Regions from separate parts of the Homo sapiens genome. Here region 1 is linked to region 2. A link is an interaction called in ENCODE POLR2A ChIA-PET data of the cell type or tissue named here. Cell type or tissue: endothelial cell of umbilical vein. All regions are shown on one strand. Links, peaks and the distances in the headings refer to the core of each region. The heading gives the core; the rest is flanking DNA.

Region 1 (4,403 bases), core at 144-4,143, 120 kb before region 2:
TATATAACTGTTGACAATTTAACAAGTACTCTATAGACAATGCCTAGAAAGTCCAATGTATGCTGTCAGGACTTGACTAGCACTGTGTCTAGTGAGAGTGCTGAGGACAGTTACACGGGGGGCTGATTGGATGAATGAGAAACTGGGAAGAAATATGCCAAGTCAGGGGATTACTGAGGTGGTACTGGTCCAGCCCAGGAATCAAAAGCTTTAATTGGAGAGTAGCTGAGAAAATAGCTCAGAGGGGAGGTAAAGGTGTTCTGCAAATTAAGTGACAAGAAATAGTATTGAGATGTTGAAATCTAGCAGACAGGGAAGTATACGCATTAGTTTACACAGATTGCTTTAGAGATGATGATGCCAATTAGCAGAGATGGAGAAGAATATGGATAGTTTTGGCTTGGGCAGAGTTTTAGTTTTGGACAAACTAAGTAATCTTAGGAGATTAGAAAATTTTGATTCTCATCTCTCCCATCTTTCACACAGTGGCTACAATATACTGGGTGCTCAATATATGTGAGTCACTATGTGAAGAACTTGAAGAATAGGCTCTCATCTGGGTCTCAAGACTACTTCTGAGGTTCTTTCTGTTTTACATGTAAGGAAGTAGAACCTAAAAGAAGAAGTCGTATGATAGATATCCTATAGCCAGTAAGTGTCAGAGCCAGGATACAAGGCCAGGTTTCTCTGAATCCAGGCCCAGGCTTACCTAATACATATGGCTATACTTTTGTGTATGTTGTTCCCTTAATCAACTAACTTGTAATTCCTGGTGACCAGGAGTCACATCTTGTACTGCTTGATGCAAATCACTAAGCTCTCAAATCACTAAGTACTAGACTGTCTGCATTTAAGTATTCAATCAGAATCTGTTGAACAAGTGAATGCTGAAGTCCACTTAATGGTCTCTGAGGGGCTTGGAGAAGTCGAAACTCCCATATTTACCAAATAAATATGTTCTTGTACTTAAGAAAATACAGCTGCTTAACTCAGTTGGTTCGAGCGTGATATGAATGAGGCCAAGGTCATAGGTGTAATTCCCTTGTGGGCTGTTTCACTTGGGACACTTTTTATGCTCTCAATCTTAAATAGAGTTTCTGGCAAATGCAAATACATACAATTTTCCCCAAGGGAACCAGGGAAGAAAAGAAGAAAGAAAGAATCGGTGCCAATTCATCACTACTGCTGGAAAAACAACTTGAATAATATTACCTACTCCTGGTAGGTCACTGGTGTGCTTTATGTTTACATATGAAGAATTGTTCATAATTATGATGTGCTGTGCTTGAATTTGTTATACTAAAATACAAATTAGGACACGCACATTAAATAGAAGAGCATATATTAATTTAAACAAAACATTAAAATTATTTCTTGAAGACTTTATAGCAGAAGAAAATATCCTTGATTCTCTTAAAAATGAATTTGATTTATTCATAAGAATACCTTTACTAAATTAGGTGATATATTCCTGAAGAGTTCTCTAGTCATTGCGTTATAAGACATTTGCTTTTGGAAGAGAGAAAAGGAAGAAAGAAACTTAGCATATAATGTATTGTGCTGGAAAGGTTATGATGGTTCAGGACAGATGTTCCCTTAATATACAGCTTACTTTCTGTGTGATCCAGGATGATTTATTTAGTCTTTCTGTGCCTCAGTATTTTACCTGTTAGAATATCCTGTGGACCCTACAGGGTTGTTCTGAGGGTCTAGTGAAATGATCTGAGTGAAGCACTTCACACACAGGTGGTCTTTTAAAAAAAAGTTCCCTCCCCTCTTTATGTCTCAAAACACTTCCGAGTTTATTTCTCTGAATTGTAAGTGGTGTGAATAATTAGGAAAATTGTTGTGAAAAAAGTGGTATCATTTAAAAAATACCTGTGTTATGTTAACATCAAATATATCTTTTAAATGGTTGACATTTGTTCCCAAGAAATTTTTATTTTGGTTGGTTCTCCATATGGGCAATTTTTGTTTTAGAAATAAGAAAGTATAACTTCCTGTAATGATTTTGCCTTTCCTTTTGGCAAAGGTGAATTTTAGTTTTTTTCTGATGTAATGTAAATGACATTGTAATGCAAACAGTAGGCTCTTTGAAGAACAATAACTTCTCAAAATGGGCTTTGGAATGCAGAGGTTTTCATGGCACTAGCTGCTGGAACAATCATCTTTGTGAGTCATTCTACAGAGTAGAGTGTAGTTCATCTCCTTATCTGTAAAGAATAGGCTTCAAGATCAGGCATTATGTGTCTGCTTGGGTCAACTACCCTCTGTGTAACACCAATATTGTTCTCTTCAGCAAACAGGCAAATTGGCATCTTTGGAAAATTAGATTAATTGCAAACTCCAAAGGAAAACGGATTGACTAATGCAAGACTCAGTGCTTGCCAAATAAGGTATTTGGAAACGTTCATAGAAAAGAAGGACTCAGCCCACATCAACCTCTGGGCACCCAACTCTTTTTCTTTCCAATGATTCCATTCTTCAGCACAGAGCTTACATTGTGCTGAGCCTCTGTCCTCTGAGTGGTATCTATTAATCTCTGTTACTCATATTCTCATTTTTCTGACTAATGTTGCTCTAAGAAAATTTAGCAGAGGAAAAAATAAAAATATAGCCTGTGAGGGGAGTGATAAGGACAAATATATGAAATAGATGGAAGAATCAGAAAAAAATTCAGAGTGGAAGCATTAAGATGAAGAATTTAGGCAGTACAATTTGTCATGAGTTGTATTAACCAATAAAGAAAATGAGAAGTTTGTGGATTAATATTTTAAACTCATATCCTGAATTAGAAGCCAGCAAATCAATGCCAGGAATGAGCACATGTACTCTCAATTAGCAGGAGGGGGAAAAAAAGTGAGTTAGTTAATCTGCTTTAGAACCTACCTTGGTTCAATTTTGCATTCTGATCAAACAATTTCAAACTAGTTGTCATTTACTCTTAAATTGCTGGTACAAGAGGTTTGCTGTAAATAGAAGTACTAATTGCACAGACTTGAGCCAAGCACACATACTGTATGCTGGGTATATTTGTCTTTTGCTGTATAGCTCTGCCAACGAACCTGCTCCTGCTGTTTCTACCCTTTCCATTCTTGGGCACAGCATACTCATTTACTAAGCTCTCTGGTGTGCATGTAGGTGTGAAGGTATGTGTGTGTGTGCATGTGGTATGTGTGTGTAGATTCTTATAAATAAATAATAGCATGAGCATTCAAAACAATTACCTTTCATTTGTTCTTGGGACTTCAAATCCCATTTCTCCAAATGGGGAAGCCTACTGTGCTAGCCTAATGAGCCACGGATGTCCTGTTGTCATTTTCACTCTTTCAAGATGGCTTTTGTCTCTCTTCAGTTTCACTACTTTCCATAAAAAGTACAAAGGGATTGGCTATTATATTGCTCTCTATTCCCACCTCTCTCAAGCTACTGCTTGTCACTGAGCAATAACTGAGAGAACTCTTTATGCGAACTAGATGGAATTACTGATAATCGGGGGTTGGGGGTCAGGTCTCAGGTTGGGGCAAGACTCAAAGCTGTGCTGAAACTGAAAAGGGCATAACCACCTAAATCTAACTGCATACATCCTTCCAGGAAATTCTTGGAATGTGAATTTTATAAGTTATGAAAGGAATTGTAAAGAAATGATTTACACATGCCGTATACCAATTGGCAGGAGATGATGTAGTGTTCTTTTCTTATTTCTTAAAAAATCCAGCTTACTAAAAATATTTTCATAATGTAGATTCACTGCAGATCGTCAAGGATGAGCAAGTACATGGATGAATTGACACTGAACCCTGTTTTGACAATTTCCAGGGGGAGGCATCCTCATGCCCGTTCCCTCCATCAGGGGAGAGGTTAAACTTCCAAAGCCAGTGCATTAGTGACTGTTTACCTCAAAAGTATTTTGTTTTATTATGACATGCAGTATTCATCACCTAGACAACCAGCTCCTTGGGAAGGGCGTGCCAATCAAAGAAAGTCAAGATAAAGCTCAGAAGTCAACATTGAAAGTACAGGATTCAAATCAAATTAAAGAAACACTACTGAGATTGCTAACCATTTGACTTGTCTATTGTGTAGGTCTCAGACACCAGGAAACATGACTTTGCAGATATTTCCTCCTTAAATGAACCATCTGTGTATTTACTGGGTCCAGAATTAGCGTCTTTCCAAGTTGTTAATAAACTGAAATCTTTGACGCTACCTTCATCATGTAAATGTATTGTTTTCTGTAGTCAACTCTAAGGTCACAGAGGAGACTCCTAACAAATGAATTCTGTCTGGACACAAAGGAAAAATCGGAATTGGCAGATACTCTCTCGGTTACTCCCTGGTTGCAGTTAATGAGCAGCCTGTTCGCCTGCAGCCTTTAGACAGGGAACAAGGGGCACAGCTTT
Region 2 (4,403 bases), core at 234-4,233:
CAGTTGGTACTGTATAGTGAGTGAGTTCTCATTAGATCTCGTCCTTCAAAAGTGTGTGGCACCTCCCCCTCACCTTTCTTTGGCTCCTTCTGTGGCCACGTGAGGTGATACTCCCTGTTTACCTTCCGCCATGATTGTAAGTTTCCTGAGGCCTCCCCAGAAGCTGAGCAGATGCCATCATAATGCTTCCTGTACAGCTAGTGGAACTGTGAGCCAACTAAACCTCTTTTCTTTATAGATTACCCAGTCTCAGGTATTTCTTTATAGCAGTGTGAGAACGGACTAATATAGTTAGCTACTGTTTTTCTCAAGAGGCTTAAACCAGAGTGATTCCCACAGCAATGGCATCTGTCCTTATGAACATAAAGGAAAATTTACCAGGAAAGGGAAAAGAAAGGGGGTGGGTGGGTGCTAAATGGCTGAACACATTCTAGTGTCTTCTGGATCACAGAATTACTCTCCAATAAGCACCTCCTACAGAGTTTACGTGCCCTGTAATCCAGAGAAATTAAAAAAATTATAATAAATTCCTACTGGTGCATTTATCTTCTGACTTATTATGTATCATAGCTTCTGATAAGAGGGCTGTTTTTTAGATGGTGTATTAATATATTTTAGAAATAACAGTCTGATAATAGATTAGAATTTGTGAGAAGGATAGTTTATAACCATTTTGTTACTCACTTCTTTCAGCACAGTGTCAATGGAAGAAGGTTATTTTTCTGGAGCATTGAAAATTGTATGGCAATGCTCTTATGAATAAAAATATCTAATTTTTTCCCTTCAGCTTTTTTTCCTTTTCAAATCACAAATGTGTCATATTTTTTTCCCTGTATAACGCACATGCAATTTTAGTCAGGGTCTGTTTTTCAAACTGCCTTTGAGCAAATTGGTATTAACGAAAATGCAGTAATAAATTCTTGATCTCACCATATGTTTTAATAATATTCAGAGTGTTCAGATTAGACCAGAGTTTCTCAATCTCAACCCTGTTGGCATTTTGGGCCAGATCATTTTTCCTTGAGAGACTGTCCAGTGCATTGTAGGATGTTTAGCAACATCCTTGGCATCTATCCACTAGATACCTATAACACTCCCAGTCATGACAACCAAAATGTTTCCAAATGTTGCCAAATGTCCTCTGGGGGGCAAAATCACCTTTCTCCTTCTTTCCCAGGCTGAGAACCACTGAATAAGACAATGTTGAAACAGTGCTGTGTGAATTAGAAAAATTAAGCTCCAGCTCTTCATTTACAAATCCATGCTTAGAAATCTCAGAGTTGTATCACCAATGTATTAGAAACTCCAGGGCTAGGCCTGGCACAGTGGCTTACACCTATAATCCCAGCTCTCTGGGTGGCTGAGGAGGGAGACATAGTGAGACCCAGTCTCTACAAAAAATAAAAAAAAAACTAGCCAGGTGTAGTGAGAGATGCCTGTAGTCCTAGCTACTACAAGAGGATTTCTTGAGCCCAGGAGTTTGAGATTGTAGACTGGAGTTTGAGGGCACAGAGCAAGGCCCATCTTAAAAAAAAAAATAGAAAGAAACTCCACGTCTTTTTGAAATTAAACTTAAGAATATTTGTTTGTCATGTAAAATGTTCAGAAGAACCCATTATCATTGACTAATTGCAATTTTTTCAATACAATGTTGGTATTAATTAATGAATACATATTAACCCCCACCCCCTTCCCCTAGAGATCAAAAGGAAGCAACTGCCAAGGCCTCAAGCTCTGTCTACCTTGCCTGGCCTCCTATACTTTCCTCACAAAGGTTAGGATTGTTTAAATGATTATATCTGGAAAAATACAGGCTTGGGACTTCTTGATCTGTAAGATTCTCTCTTAAAGCTATAAAATTCAGTGATTTTTGACAATCTTCAGCAAGTGAATAGCTTTTGCAATTTTAAGTAACCTTAACTGAGAAATCCATGGACTTGTTAGTGGGAGAGCCGGGCAGTTGCTTACCAGGTTCTTCAAGCATCCCCTCCTAGGCTTGCTTACTGTTAGCAAGGACAAAGCTTGAGAAATTTGGAAGGACCTGCTGTTTCTGGCATAAGCCACTCTCTCTGTGGCTTTACATAAACTATTGCTTGCATAACTCCTGTACCCTACTGCTTTATCAATGCATCTTTTAATTTCCTCCTTCTACCCTCCAACTCACACTCAACCACTATCTGCCCCCCACCTCCAACTGTCCCCCCACCCCCCCCAATACAGAGGACATTTCCTCCACAAAATGTTTAAAGGAATAGACAAAAATGTCTGCTATTAAAGTTAGTCAATAATCAACTTTGCGGAGTGGTGCCAGATGGTTGCATGGTATTTAATAAAAGTTGCTTCACTTTTTTCCCTCCTAATTTACCACTTGTCTTTTTGTTCACAATTTGAGTAAAATAAGTCTTGCATCAGTGGACCAGGGAATTTTTAGCTTGATATTAAGACACAGTAGCTTGTCCGTAATTGTTGCAAGCTGGATCTTCTGGCTGTTTCAAACAACACCTTCTCTGATCAAAAACCTCTCTTCATTTACAAGAATTTCCAGAATTAACTTTTGTTTGGCAATGCCTGGCAATTAGAAATAAATGAGGAAGAAGGTACACTCTTGAAAAACCTGTATTCACAATTAGAGGTGGTAGGATAGGTCATTTGGTTCTCATTCAAAAACGATGTATGACAATTAATTTTAGATTTATTTTATCCTGTGTTCCATAAGTAAAGGATGTTCCTGTTTAATCTTTTGAGTATCCCATTGATTTCTGAAATGCTGTATATACAAATAAGACATCTCTATAGGATGCTGATATTTTATCTTTCCAGAACATGAAATGGGCACTAATGAACTTTTGTTGTGCACTAACTCTTGAGTTAAACTCTCAATAAGTACAATTTCCTCTATGTTCAAGTGGGAATATCATTTCTACAAAGCTACAGAGTTAAATGTTTTCCAAATACCAACTGAAATGTGCACAGCAGATTATTAGTTGCTAAAACAACAGATCTAAAGGTTGTTTTCTTGATTTGGGATTTAATTTTGGACAAAAAATTTATTGTATCTCAGTTTGAAGCCTTTGTGTTCTCTAATCTTTTTTCTTTTTACAAATGTTATTCTGTTTTTTATTTAGAGTTAATGCAAATTTTTGAAAATAACATAGCTAATCTACTACATTAGCCAAGAGAAAAAAAATGGGAAGTCTTTTTTTAAAAAACGAATTTTAGCCTTATTGCATATTTCCAGTATAAAAGTAAGAACAAAAGTACAAAATGCCTTCCACCTGGATCTTGCAAATTATGGCTTTGGTGTCTATCAGGTGACTTTTAATGCTTGAGAGAATCATTTATGAGTAAAGAGCAAAGGGAATCCAACTGCACAAAGCAGATGGAAGACTGGGATGCAGCCAAGGGGTTGGGCAGAAGAATTTTTAGATTATATTTTCCTAACAATAAATATCTGGGAAGATTTTTGTTTCCAGAGAGTTTACTAAAAAAAAGTTAGTCTATTTCTGTTCTGTGGCTACACAAAACAGTAAGGCAGATTTCTACAATACATAAAGGCATAAAATAGGCAATTTAGATGTCTGTATCTACTCTTTTTGGGCCACTGAAGCACAATGAGACCCTCAGTGTCTGCTAACTGCTTATTAAGTTCTTAGTTTCTTGTTTAGAACAGCCTGAAGTTTGGATCTACAGGTAGTTAATAAAGAAGGTACTCTATTAAATACATTATAAATAAGACTGTTGACATTCTTGAGTGTCTGAATGAAGTAATTCTTCTCTAGTTAAGCAATTACTAAATGGATAAATGTCTTATTTCAAAAGCAACTTTAGTACATGTTTGCATTTTCTTTAAAAAAAGAGGAGGAAGAGTAGAATCCTTCAAAGCATTCGGAATATTCTCATCATGCTGACCTTGAAAGAAACATTTTACTGAAATATGCACTATTTTCTATAACATCTTTATGTTACCATTTCACTTTTTGGAAATGATAACAATTATGTGCCAGATAGACAGAGGGAGTCCCCCCCACTTCATAATAGTGAATATACGTAAAATTCTGCTTGTTACTTATTGTCCATCGATATACGTTCATATAATTACACATAGTACTAAAAGGTATGCCTTTTTACCTTTTAAAAAGTATTGCAGTCATTGGAATCTCTTGGATAAATAGGTTACCAGAAATAAACTTAGATAGTAAAACATTGTGGTCCTGAAAAACTGCACACTACTTTATTTGGAAATAGTAGAATTTGCAGAATGTTGCTATAAAGGGCATGCTACTCAAATTACTTGGTTCTGAAGACTTTTACTATGAAAGCAAAGTATTTTCTGAAGGAGTAGAGCACAAATAGCTAAATGTTTGGGGCAAAAATAGAGTTATTATATTATCATTTTGTAAAAT

The links. ChIA-PET counts read pairs that join two places held together with the same protein. Peaks named below come from ENCODE experiments on the same cell type or tissue, not always from the same donor. Only the 100,000 strongest peaks of a DNase experiment are listed, where the experiment ranks them.
Region 1: POLR2A ChIA-PET joins it to region 2 with 8 read pairs; 3 of 35 experiments call an interaction of 5 or more read pairs at or near these places.

The regions. Positions count from the first base shown.
Region 1 is chr7:116,614,696-116,619,098 of GRCh38, reverse strand. The region is part of intron 2 of COMETT (cytosolic oncogenic antisense to MET transcript); the gene reads left to right. Among named protein-coding and RNA genes, the nearest start is that of MET, 55 kb to the left of the region's middle. In endothelial cell of umbilical vein, for the core only: no CTCF peak of the experiment used is centred there; DNase peaks (open chromatin) are centred at 2,248 and 4,108; H3K27ac peaks cover 1,873 bases.
Region 2 is chr7:116,492,620-116,497,022 of GRCh38, reverse strand. All of the region lies in intron 1 of CAV2-DT (CAV2 divergent transcript), which reads left to right. Among named protein-coding and RNA genes, the nearest start is that of CAV2-DT, 4.7 kb to the left of the region's middle. In endothelial cell of umbilical vein, for the core only: no CTCF peak of the experiment used is centred there; no DNase peak of the experiment used is centred there.